2 separate regions of the Homo sapiens genome follow, and region 1 is linked to region 2. Evidence: chromatin contacts called from ENCODE Hi-C or POLR2A ChIA-PET data. All regions are on one chromosome and are shown on one strand. Each heading gives the region's core, a stretch centred on a gene start or an enhancer-like site at or near the end of the contact. The rest is flanking DNA. Distances are from core to core; before and after follow the strand shown.

Region 1 (6,824 bases), core at 3,681-6,180, 280 kb before region 2:
TTTTTTTTTGAGACAGAGTCTCGCTCTGTCGCCCAGGCTGGAGTGTAACGCTGTGATCTCTGCTCACTGAAACCTCCGCCTCCTGGGTTCAAGCTATTCTCCTGCCTCAGCCTCCTGGGTAGCTGAGATTACAGGCGCCCACCACCATGCCCGGCTAATTTTTGTATTTTTAGTAGAGACAGGGTTTCACCACGTTGGCCAGGCTGGTCTCGAACTCCTGACCTCAGGTGATCCGCCCGCCTCGGCCTCCCAAAGTGCTGGGATTACAGGCGTGAGCCACTGCACCCTGTGAGCTTGCACTCTTGACTGCCTATTGGGCCTGCCCCGATCTCCTGACTAGGTTCCCTTCCTCCAGGGAACTCTGCCCTGTTCCTCTGGACCAATGTTAGTATTAACTTTATGCCATTCAACCCTTCTCACTGGTTATGCCTCCTCACCCCTCCCCCAGCTTACAGGGCAAATTCTCCAAAGAAAAGGAAAAAGAGTTGGTTCCACAGCAGGGCTACAGATGCTGAGTCATTCTGCCCCCAAATATGCTTAGCTGTCACCCATGACATTTCAGTCTCCCCACCCCCGCCTCCACTGTGCGGTCCTCTCTGCTCATCATTCAAGAGCCTCACCCCACCCCCTCCCACTCTTCCAAAATCCACCCTCAGCCTCTACAGTTTTTACCAAAGATTTTCCTTAATAATGAGCCTCAGAATTTGTGTACCGCTGTGCAGAAATGGCAATAATAATAATAGCTTCGATGTAATGAACACTTCCTCTTTGTCTGGCATACACATGAGATCTCTTTTAACTCTTTCTAAATATAGGAAACTCTGGCACTTACAAAGTCTTAGAGTAAGATGGAGAGCTGGGATTCTACCTGGAGATGCCTAACTTCAGATCTTACACTCTAAACAACTAAGCTATGATGAAAATGTGCACAAAATAACTCAGTTGCTTCCTGGGGGTGGAAGTTAAGCCAGTGGAGTTGGAACTTTTTTTTTTTTGAGACAGAGTCTCACTCTGTTGTCCAGGCTAGAGTCCAGTGGTGCAATCTCAGCTCACTGCAACCTCCGCCTCCCGAGTTCAAATGATTCTCCTGCCTCAGCCTCCCAAGTAGCTGGGGTTACAAGTACGCACCACCATGCCCGGCTAATTTTTTGTATTTTTAGTAGAGATAGGTTTCACCATGTTGGCCAGGCTGGTCTCGAACTCCTGACCTCAGGTGATCCACCCGCCTCAGCCTCCCAAAGTGCTGGGATTACAGGCAGGAGCCACCACGCCCAGCCTAAACATTTTTATCTTACCAAGAATTCCTCAAAGACCCTTGGTGCTGCCACAATGCAAATGAAATGGTCACATTTATAAGAAGGGAGTTTATATTTACAAGGACTGTTATCACATTTATCATTTATGACCTGCTTTAAAGATAAGACATTTAGCTGCATCATCAAGAGTCTGTGATAATGCGCTGACACATCAGAGGTTCTGGGAGCCTGGAAGCCAAGGGGATCAGAGAAACACTGAGTGAGCCAACACAGCTAGCATCCTGAACTCACCAACCCATGGTAGCCAGGGCCACAGCATGACTGAGAAGTCATGGCCACTGGGGAAGGTGAATCCTCAGTCACTGCAACAAGGACTTTGCATGCCACCAAGACACTTTCAATTCCCAAGTCAAGGACCACTGGACCACAGCGCTTTAGGGTCTCCAATGCCCTTCATTTTATTTTATTTTATTTTATTTTATTTATTTATTTATGTTTTTTTTTTGGAGACAAAGTTTTGCTCTTGTCATCCAGGTTGGAGTGCAATGGCACAACTTCGGCTCACTGCAACCTCCACCTCCCAGGTTCAAGCAATTCTCCTGCCTCAGTCTCCTGAGTAGCTGGGATTACAGGCACACGCCACCACACCCAGCAAATTTTTGTATTTTTAGTAGAGACGGGGTTTCACCATGTTGGCCAGACTAGTCTTAAACTCCTGACCTCAGGTGATCCACCCCCCTCGGCCTCCCAGAGTGGTGGGATTACAGGCATGAGCCACCGCATCCGGCCTCCAATGCCCTTTATAGCTCTTGCTTCCTGTAAGTGCAAGAGCCAGCAACACAGAAGCACCACCTCCTCCAGCTCACCTTGGATAGTCAGAGGTGACCCCTGTCAGACACCCAGCTTCCTGTGCCCCAAGGCTCTAGAATACTCCTGCCTCTGCTGCTTATTACCAGAGCAAATGTAGGAAGCTCTAAAGGAAGAATACCAGTGTGAGTGCTGCCATATGCCAAACACTGTGCTCTCTAGTTAAACAAAGAAAAATCCCCTACAGCTCTCTGTGGGGGACTTGAGCCTAAGGAAGTCTTCTCAGTCCCAAGGTAGAGAAGTCACAAATGGCAGATCGTCCTAAAGCTCTTCCAGATCCCTAGCAAGTGTAGATGCCACAAACACCTATGCAGCAGCCCAGGACCCAGTGAGCCAAGAAAGGAAAGGCAGGCCAGGCCTCCTCTGGCCTGGGGCTGCACTGGGGATAGTGACAGCAGCCCTCTGGCCCCCACTTGCCTTCAAGAGTCCAAAGGGATCTAAGGAACCGACAACACCCAGATCATAGCCTTGGACAATTCTGCCCCAAGACCTCCTTAAGAGTCGTCTTTCACACTTAACACTCTCTACTAAAGCACCTCAACCCCATTTCCCCAAGAACAAGCTGGAGCTCTTAAAGGCCTGGATCTCACACCCAGCTGAAACACCAGAATATCCACCTCCACCCAAATCCCTTTATTTACCTCTAATTCAATAGACCAGTGGGCCTAGTCCAGTGCCCAGGGCCTTCCCACCACACAGACAGCAAAATGAGCCCCTGGAAAAGGGCCACCTCATCTGCCCCCATCCTCTAGCTAGCTGTAGGGAGCTGGGATCTGTCCAGACACTCCAGGTCTCCATGGCCACAAGCCCAAAGTTGCATAGGGAGGTCATGAGAAAAGACCTTAGAAGCAGTCTGCTCTTTGAACCCTGGGATTATTCACTGACCAGCCAAAAAGGTGACAACTGTTCTGATGGCCCAGGTCAGACCAGTAACTCTAGGGCAGAGGTCTCAATGGAGGTCCTGGTTCCAAGGGGGTATATTAACCGTCTGGTGTTGAATACAGGTGTCTCCCTACACACATGCATTTTGGAAGGAGAGGAGTTAGAGCTTTCACCAGATTCTCAAAGGGGCCCATGACTCCAACCTCTGGCCCTAGTTGGCCTGGCCCAGGAGCTGGGGATACAGCCCTAGTCATATCAACATCCCTGGGCCATCCTCGCTGTCCAGGGTCTCTCTTCTATTCAAGGATGTGCCCAGGTCGGTAGCAGTATCCTGTTTCCCTTGTCCTGGCCCTTCCAGCTGCAGAAAGTGGACAGCGGGTTTCACACCCAGCCCTGCTGCACACGCTCCAGCTTCCTGGAGACCCGAGCCAGGTTTCTCCCAGCAGCACCTCTCCATCCCAGAGATGGCACCATATTCAAACTGAGGTACCAGTGGCACTGACCCCCAACAACAGAGAGGACCCAGCTTCACACTTGATCCAGCAGGGGCCCAACCACATGGTGAGATGACTTCCTCCGTGAGAGAATTCCTGGGGTCCCTCACCTCCTTCAGGCACAGCTGGCTATAAAGAAAAGGGGTGAAAGGCCCAGTACATCTCCCTGAGTCCTTTCTCCTGGGCCAGGTGGCTCAGGTGCTGCGGGATCACCCAGGGAAGGCTCATTCCTCTCGCTACAAGACGCTGACTGCGGATCAGGTGGGGAGCACGGTGGATGGTCTTCTTGTATCCTCTATCGCCTCCAGGGCATCTTGTTTCTAAACTCCCAGGGAGTCCCCTCATCTTCTACTCCACTACTCCACCAAAAAAAGGAAAATCTAAACCCTCCCTCCCCTTAAAACACATTCCGTCTCAGGAATTTAATTTCAGTGTACGTTTCTTAGAGCTAAAACTTTTTTTAAGGGGAAAAGAAATGGGCAGGGCAGTGCTGGGTGTAAGGCGACCACGCGACCGAGAAAAGGAAGAGGGAGGAATGAATAAACGCTGACACCAGCCCCCCTTGGAGCTCAGAGCCTGGGGCACAGGAGCCGGCGGGGCGGGCGAGCAGGGGCGGGGACAGCGCATTCCCAACTTTCCCTGGCCGAGCTGACGGGAGATACAGCTCCCAGGGGACCGGGAGGGACCAAAAAAGGCTGAGCCGACCTGTGACATCGGCGGGGGGCAGGAAGCGAAGCTCCCCTCCCCCTGAAAGGCGCTCGGCTCCCAGCAGGCGCCCCCGCCTGCCGTCGCCGCCCAGCCTGCGCCCCCAGGCCCGGGCACTGCGGGGAGGGGCGCCCACACAAAAGGGGGAGCGGCGGGAGAGGGGACTCGGGCGAAGCCGGCTCCGGGAGGCCTCGTCTCCCTTCCCTGCGGCGCTGGCCCGCGCCCCCCGGTCTAATCGCGCGCCCCGCTCCCGGCCCCCCAGATGCCCGCACGCCCCCCGCGCCCGGGGCCCGGGATGAGGTGGGGGCTCGGGAAGGAAGGGCGGGCGGGGACCTGCCGCACGCGGAGCTCCCGGGGAGCCGCGCCGACAGCCCCGGGAATCAAACTCGCGACGGCCCGGCCCTCCCGGCGGCGCCTGGGCAACGGGTCCCGAGAAGGTGGGGCCGCTGGGCCGGGGCCGCGGCCGGGATTGCGCGCGGGGCGCCGGCGAGGACCGCGCCCGGGGCCGGGCGGGAGCCGCGGGAGCGCGGGGGTCTTACCGGGCAGCGCCACGCGCGTCCGCTCCGCGCGGGCCGCAGGGGCCGGGCCGCGGGCCGGGCGGGGGAGGGGCTGCAATCCGCAGCGGTGGCGGCGGGGCCAGGCTCGGCGGCGGCGGCGCGGCTGGGGCGCGGGGAGGCGGAGAAAGTGAGGCGAGGCCGGCTTCCTAGCGGCGGGCGGCGAGAAATGCAGCTGTCCCTGCGCGGCTGCCGGCAGGGCCACAAGTGGGGCCGCGCGGGGAGGAGCGGGGCTGCGGGCGGGGCGGGGCGGGGGCCCGGCTGCGGCGCCCCCGGGCCCTTTCCCTATGGCCGACCCCTTTCCAGAGAGGAGGGAAGCGGACCTGGGGGTCCGGAAACCTACATGGTTGCCGGGGGTGGAGAGGGGAGCACCCAGTGAAGGCTGGAAAAATGCCCTCCGTGTACCTCCCTCCCCGGCCGCAGTGACTCCCTAGCTTGCGGGCAGGAGGGCGTGAGCGGGGTGCCTCGACCTCCCGCGCAGAGCGGGGTGCGGGGCATCCTGCCCCTCCCAGCTGCGGAGAGGGTGGGCGGAGGAGACCTGAGACCTCCGAGACTCCGCGGGGAGCTAAGAGCAGGGCTGCCCGACAGGTTCCAGGTCAGTGCCAGGAACCCAGGGTGAGGACGCACAGCTGGGGCTTGGGACACAGGTGTGGAGGAGGGGCACCTCCCTGGAATTAGGGCCCCGGAAAGGAAACCAAATCAAATGCTGAGGACACAGGAGATGGTGGGAAGGGGGAGCAAATCAAAGCTATCACTCGTCCACACCGACAGATACCACCTGCCATCTCCCATTTTCTCCTCCCCCAACCTCCCCAGCATCCCTGATCACTTCAAGGGCTGCTGAGCCCTGGGAAGATTTTCCACGGAAGAACTTGTTTAATAAATGGGAAACTGACCTTTGCTATACTTTTCCCACGTGCTTTCATTTCAGACTCCAATTTGGGAGTAGGTAGCCTAGGTCAGGTGGTGACCACCAAGCACCCTGCTACCTAGGGGATCTGAGGAGGGTGAAGAAGGCCAGATGCAAACTAAGCTCTGTCCCCAAACAACTTGCAAAGGGTCTGCACCCTCCTCCTGGAAAAGTCTGCCTTACAGACCCATTTGCCCATCTGGGCCCAGAACCCCAGGAATAGCCCCCCTCTCCCCTCCTCTGAGCGCTTGCAATTTGCTAGCCTTGCTGAGACAGATCGACACGCTCAGCCTCAGAGACAGCTGATGGTAAAAACCACAAACCAAAGTGCCCCAGACACCAATGTGTTTCCATCATTTGCATGTCAAGGGCAAGTTTCTTCAGCAAGGTGGGAAACTGGGAGGGGGAGAAACCTCAGAACCACACCCTCCTCGGGGAGGCCCAACGTTAGGTTAGCATGTTGAACGGAACTCCAGGACTGGGTTTCCAAACCCCTCTGAGGATCTCCTCTCTCCTGCTCCTCTCTCCCCACACTTCACTCCCTGGTGCATTCAATTTCCGGGGGAGGCAGGGTGCTTGAAATCCCAGAAGATGGTCTTCAGGCCCCAGGTTAAAGATTCTTAATCCGAAGGGACAGACCCATGCCTCTATACTGACTCCTGGCTCCTTTCCCAGGTTGTAACTGAGAGCTCAGGATTTGTCCGCCTGGCCAATATAGTCTAGATTATGTTATCAAGTGTATTACCTTACACTTACCCATAGTGCAGTTCATTTGTCACTTTCCTGCTTACTTGCAAGATCCCTCTGCAGTTCATTCCTGTCACCTTGGCATTTCAGGAGCAGAAAAATGCATCTGCAAACCTGGAGATTTCCATTTGCACTCGCCTATGGATTGCTCATAATTTTTTTTTTTTTGAGACGGAGTTTCGCTCTGTCACCCAGGCTGGAGTGCAGTGGCACGATCTCAACTCACTGCAACCTCCGCCTCCCAGGTTCAAGCAATTCTCCTGCCTACGCCTCCTGAGTAGCTGGGGTTACAGGTGGGTGCCACCACGCCCGGCTAGTAAAATTTTTAAATACATTATTATTATAGTCATTAATAAAACCAGTTGCTCTAATGGACACTCTTCCTTGAAGCACACTTTTCTTGGGCTTT
Region 2 (6,269 bases), core at 3,615-6,114:
TGAAGTCACATGGACAGCTGAAGGATGGCAAAGGTGGAGAATTTTAGTGAATGATAAAAATGGCTCAGTGGATAGGGGAATAGGAGAGGCAATGAGAAGGGCAGGTCATCTTCCCCAAAGTCAGGTTGTCTCTTCACAAAGTCAGGAGTCTCCTCTTCTACTGACTGAGCCTGGGGTCTTTATAGGCACAAGATGGGGAGTGCGTGCTGATTGGTCTGTGAGTATGCAAAAAAAGTTAAAGTGAAAACACCACTCAAAGGTGGGCATGACTGTGTAGAAAACCAATTAGGAAAAGCTAGATATATGTGAAATAGGTGAAGGATGGGGATCAATCAGAGGAAAGCACATCAAACAGGAGGACAAGTTCTCAATCCAGTCCAAGGATTTAACTTGTAGCTTGGCTTTCAGGATTTAAATTGTCTTCGACTTGGAGGTGGGTACCCAACCCTGTCTGTCTAGGCATTTGGCTGCCTCCTGTCACTATCATTATATGTGAATAATTAGAATAATTTATATTGTTAAATTAAACCTGTCTCCAAGCTCCCCCTCAGCAGAGCTGATGCGATGTTCAATGTTGTTATTGTGGCCCCTTCCACTTCCTGGACTCAGTGCAGAGTTCCTACGCCCCAGAAAGGGGCCTCCAATCCATGCTGGTCAGTGCTGGGGTGGTCATGCCCCAAGCTCCCAGCTGAGCAGGCTGCTCTCTGCTTACCGTGTCCATCTTCCTCCTGGTGACTAACTTGGCCTCCAAAGACCACAGCCTATAGAGTCCAGTCCCAGATATCCATGTGCCACCCTGTCAGAGGTCCATGCAGGAATTCTGCCCCGTGCAGGAATGCTGCAAGAGAGCTGAAATTCCCTGTTTCTTGGTCCTGCATCTCCAAGGTAACTAACCAATCCCTCCAACCCTATAGGCTTCAGCAACCTACCAGTTTCCTCTCCATTCTCCCTCCTCCCTCCCCCACCCCCCACCGTACCTCAATTGAGCTCCCTAGCCCTGTGAGCTATGTTTGTTTGTCACTTGTGTTTTTGTTTGTTGTTATTTGTTTGGTTAGTTTGGTCTATTGTTTATTTGCTTGTTTATTTTGTTTTTTCAAAACAAAGGCTTGTTAATCTTCCCAAAGACAAAGAAAATTCTGCCCTCCAGGACACAAAGCTTTAATTGCTCTCTTGAGAGAGGGTGAAGGGAAAGGTATTTTTAGTCTTTGAACGGAAGAAAATTAAGATTTCAATCGCATTAACATCTCTGGAATCCTTTCCCAGCTCTCCACCTCCAGGACCACCAGGCACTACCTCTTTCCAGGATACCATTAGTTCCTACCTTCGTCATTGCAACAGGGTGCCTCCTGACCTTCCTCTCTGCAGTCCTACCCTCCACCTCTTCCCCACCCTAAAGCCAAGTGATCTTTCTACAGCAATAATCTAATGACCCTTAAAATATCTTTGCCAATTAAGGAACAGGCACATGTTCCAATTCAGGCCAGTGAGACGTAAGAAAAAGCTTGCCAGGATTTCTGGGAAAGCTATTCTTTCTCTTCTGTGAGATTCTCTGCCTTCCCCTGCAGGGGGTTGTGTGCCATTTTGCCTGCAAGGGAAGGATGGAGTTGAAGCTGAGAGGAGGTAAAGCCAGGAGAACTGCAGGGTGAAGGAAGCCAGGCCCATTGAAGTAATTCAACCCTGAAGTCAACCCTATCCCTGGATTCTTGTTAGAGGTTTTTTTTTTTTTCAAATGATCAAAAAATATGGAACAATTATTGGTTGCATAGCAATGTGAATACTTGACAAAACTGAACAGTACACTTAAACATGGTTAAGATGGTAAATTTTATATTATGTGTATTTTACCACAACTAAAAAAAATTACACCAACAACAGCAACACAAATATGGAACAAATCGTATAATCACCATCCATGTGCCCAGCATTCAATTTGAAATTTGCCTTGTTAGTTAAGCCAATTTGAGCTAGTTTGTTGGTGACCTGGGCCCAGCAAACGCATGCTAAGTAATACGGAATGTGTGCCTGGAAGTAGGCATGCTGCAATTAACAGGCTTATACTTGATGGAATTGGCTGAAGAGATAGGGCTTGCTCATGAGCTAGAAAGTTAGCAATCCTATTTAAGGGATTGTGAAATAGAACTGGTTTCTCTGCCTGTTGAAGTTTAATGTGCAAAAAAATCACCTGGGGATCTTGTTCAAATGAAGATCCTGATTTGGTGGGAACTGAGAGTCTGCGTTCCTAACAAGCTCCCAGGTGGTGCCACTGCTGCTGAGCCATGGACCACACTTTGGATAGGAAGGAGTTACACTGATGTGTCTGGGAATGGGGACCACATACTATGCAGGCTGTTGCATTAGGAGGATGGTGGGGAAAATTCAGGATATTGGATTGTGTTACCAACTTCTTACAGCCCTCAGTAAGGTTCTACAAGAGACAGGCCCTTAGTTTCACACTGGCCTATGTGAAAACAAGAAAATACATCTCTGTTAAGAGAGGTTCTCTCTTGGCGGGGCACGGTGGCTCATGCCAGCACTTCGGGAGGCCGAGGCAGGTGGATCACAAGGTCAGGAGTTCAAGACCAGCCTGTCCAAGATGGTGAAACCCCGTCTCTACTAAAAATACAAATATTAGCTGGACGCCGTGGCAGTGCCTGTAATCCCAGCTACTCGGGAGGCTGAGGCAGGGGAATTGCTTGAACCCGGGGGCGGAGGTTGCAGTGAGCCAAGGTTGAGCCACTGCACTCCAGCCTGGGTGACAGAGTGAGACTCCATCAAAAAAAAAAAAAAAAAAAAAAAAAAGAGGTTCTCTCTGCCTATGAACTGAAATTTAAAAATGGCTGAAATGTGATCACGTGACTATGTCATCTTGGTCAACTTTTTAGAGTCTGCCCATATTTGTAGAATGAATGCATGAATGAGTGAGTGAGCTTGCTATAAGAAAGAGCTAGATAATTAGAGCCTCCCAGCAATGAAGCAGGTTGCCATGTAAATACTGAGCTCCCCAACCCCGGAAGTGTTCAAGCAGTGACTTGATGACCATCTGTCAGCTTTAATGTAAATAAATATGACCTGGGGATTTTGTGAAAATGCAGATTCTGATTTGGTACATCTGGGTGGGGCCTGAGATTCTGTATTTCTGAGTAGCTCCCAGAAGATTCCAATGCTATAAGACTTTGGATCATACCTTGAGGAGCAAGGATGTAGTGGGGAATCCTACAGAGGGTAGAAAGTTCAGCTAGATTAGTAGTTTCCAAATCTACCCGTATGTCAGACTCACCCAGGAGATTTATTAGAAATAGAGGTTCTCCAACTCCAATGCCAGAGCTGGAATTCTGTAGACCAGGAGCAGAGTCTGGATGCCTGTATTTTTCCCAAGCTTTCCACTGATTCAGATGCAACCTTTGGGAATCACTGAACCAGAGGCTTCTGAAATGTTGTTCAAACTCTAAGCTTACTTTTTAAAAGAATCAGACAAATATAAATCATGATGAGGCAAAGCCAGGCTGACTAAAATCCCCTTGCTATACTTACTTGGCAAATATCACCAGGGTCAAAACACTGCCTTGTTATTTATGAGTCCTAGATCTATGCTTAAATCCATTTCTAGAGAATGTCATATTTCCTATATTTTTGCAGATTGGAATTACATTATGCTCTTAAAGTAGCCCAATTAATGATTTCTTGAACCCCAGCAACTTGTAGTGAAACAACATAATTATGTTAAAAGAGGGAACTTCCACATTAGGTTTCTTGGAGAATGTTTCAAAAGATAAAAATAGCAAGGAAATCTAGGGTTGTGTGACACATCGAAAACATCCCACAAACGGGAATCTTCCCAATTGAGTCTGTTAGGTCATGGTCTCTTGCTCTCATTGCAGCTGTGAGCAGGGAATTGCAGATCCCTAATCTGAGGCTGTAAAGTTTTATTGCTACAGATTTGATAAGTTCTAGGAGGGCAGAATCTCAGGCAGATTTGATCAATTTCTGTTTTTCTTACCCATTCATCATTTTCTCTTTTGACATGGCCACAAATGGGAGGGTTCATGAAGGTGGGCCAGCACCACGTTTTAGAACTTGGGGCTGGAGGGAGAGGCTGGACTTTTACCCCACTGCAGGGGTTAGAAGGGCCAGTTGAATTTGTAGGATGTGAAATCCAGTAAGGACCATGATTAAATTGCCAGCAGTGGCAGTGCCTCGGGCACTGGATCGAAATTCAGGGCAAAATTTCAGAGTTTAGACATGGAAAGCTAACAGTGGGGCCATCACCTCATGGGGGGCCAGGTACTGAAGTCAAAATGGGCCTCCTGAAATCTGTAGCAAGAAGGGAAAAGAGAAAACATGAGTTACTATAAGCAATGCAGGCCGGTTTTCAGCTGTCAGGCTAGGAAATTCTGCTAGGCTTTATTTCAGCAGACGGACATCATCAGCTATGCAGTATCCAGGTCCACAGGGACTTCAGAGAGGTGGGAGCAACTAGCCTAGGTTGCCGAGTTCAAGAGCAGAAACCCTGCCTGGGCCAGCTGTTGTCCTCAGGCTGAAGATGGACTCTTTCACATCCATGTGACCAAAAGAGGGCAAAACTAGAGTTGGCTCCTTGGGGACAGGGTGGTGCCATGGCCCCCATCATCTCCTTTTTTCTTCCCATCAGATAGCAAGCAGCTCATTGGAGAGCCACACAGTCACCAGGACAGAGAGAATGCCCAGCAGCAGAAGCCAAAAAAAGAAACTTTCCCTTTCTGTCTCCTCTGTCTGTGGCGTGCAACCCAGCTATGAGGACGTGGGGTTGAAGCCATTTCCTTTTTCAGTTTCAGCTTCTGACCCTCCTCAGGATTAGAAGTGGCGATTCAGAGGCTGGGAGGGTGAAAGCATGACTTCTCAAGAACCAGCTCGTGCTGAAGTCACTGCTCACCTTCCTGTCTCAGGGATGCTCCTGATGCTAATGACGTCGTGTGAATCATGCTCTACGTGTCTGCATGCCTGAGCCGAGCTTATCCTCATGGCACCCTGTGAGGCAGGCTGCTGCTCCTACTCCCACTCACCAGAAGAGGAAGCCGAGGCTCAGAGACTGAGTAACTCTTGAGGTTACACAGCCACCGAGCAGGGTCATTAGGGCCCTATGAGATTTCCTTCCGACTCCGCTCTGAACTCACTCTCGTAGGCCCAAGCTGGGCGCCTCCCCCAGGGAACACCGTAGTGGCCCGGAAAACAGAGAGCACAGGTTACATTTGGCTCACATTCTTGGTGTGTCCACTGTAGGTTGCTGTGAAGTAAATTTTAAATTTTTATATAAAAACAAACAGATAATTTCTTGAGTGGGACATAAAAGCATGAATTTGAAAGTTAAAATGTAAGATATTGACCTTTTACTTAATAATAATGTAACAATATTGCTTTATTAACTGTGACAAATGTACCATTGTAAAATAAGATAATCATAATGAAAACTGGGTGTGGAGTGTGCAGGAACTCTGTATTATCTTTGTAATAATATGGTAAATCTAAAATTGTTCTAAAATAAAAATTTTTCTCTTTAAAAAAGTAAGATATCAAATAAATTTTAGAATCTCAGTTTCCTTCAGGGGTACCTGGTCATGATTATCTTTTGTTAGAGGCATATCAGAGGCCATGTTGCTCGCTGAGTAGAAGGACATTCTACAGTGTACGCTTACAGCCTCTTGAAAAGCCTGTATTCATTAAGAGAAGAAAAAGAGGGTGGGACAGTGAAGATTCTTTCACTTCCTCTCCCCAGCCTCTGTCCCCTTCTTAGCACTGTGCGAAGAGTGAGAGGTAATAACCACTTCACCCTCCCCAGGTTTCCACCAGAGTGGAAGGGGTTCCATCACAGACAGACTATTTGAGCATTTCACCCCATTCCAGCCTCCACCACAATCCTACAAATTCAACTGGCCCTTCTAACCCCTGCAGTGGGGTAAAAGTCCAGCCTCTTCCAGAGACAGGAGAATCACTTGAACTCAGGAGGCAGAGGCTGCAGTGAACCAAGATAATTCCACTGCACTCCAGCCTGGGCGACAGAGCGAAACTCCGTCTCAAAAAAAAAATAAATAAATAAAAAATAATAAATAAATAAATAAATAAATAAATAAAGTGGGGGGTAATTCAGGGCAGGGCAGAACCAGAATGTGGGGAAGTCAAGGAAGCCACAGAGGCAAGAGATTTATGAAGGACAAATGGACAGGATTCAGTGACCAAGAAGATGGGAGGAAGGGGAGGAAGAGAAAAGAGGGAAAGAAAAAAGAAAAATGCCCAGG

The links. Hi-C counts contacts between places; a loop is a spot of excess contacts on that map. ChIA-PET counts read pairs that join two places held with the same protein, here RNA polymerase II (POLR2A). Pooled maps may share reads with other maps.
Region 1: a loop to region 2 is called in a map with no recorded cell type, with 5 times the contacts of the local background. The contact joins the promoter of CUEDC1 here to the enhancer-like site in region 2. A Hi-C loop is called at or near these places in 5 of 37 single-sample maps with no recorded cell type and 3 of 50 pooled maps. POLR2A ChIA-PET finds 5 or more read pairs at or near these places in 2 of 52 experiments (PC-9 and activated T-cell).

Annotation. Positions count from the first base shown.
Region 1 is chr17:57,950,482-57,957,305 of GRCh38, forward strand. It overlaps CUEDC1 (CUE domain containing 1), which reads right to left and starts at 4,931. Exons shown (of 11, transcript NM_001271875.2): 1 at 4,744-4,931. RefSeq lists an enhancer at 1,996-2,497 and a silencer at 4,786-4,855.
Region 2 is chr17:58,228,012-58,234,280 of GRCh38, forward strand. LOC105371841 (a long non-coding RNA gene) reads left to right here. Exons shown (of 2, transcript XR_934884.4): 2 at 4,649-5,568. Among named protein-coding and RNA genes, the nearest start is that of LPO, 7.4 kb to the right of the region's middle. Within about 2 kb of position 4,865, at least 4 of the 41 ENCODE cell types and tissues checked have a DNase peak (open chromatin) inside an H3K27ac peak, as active enhancers do.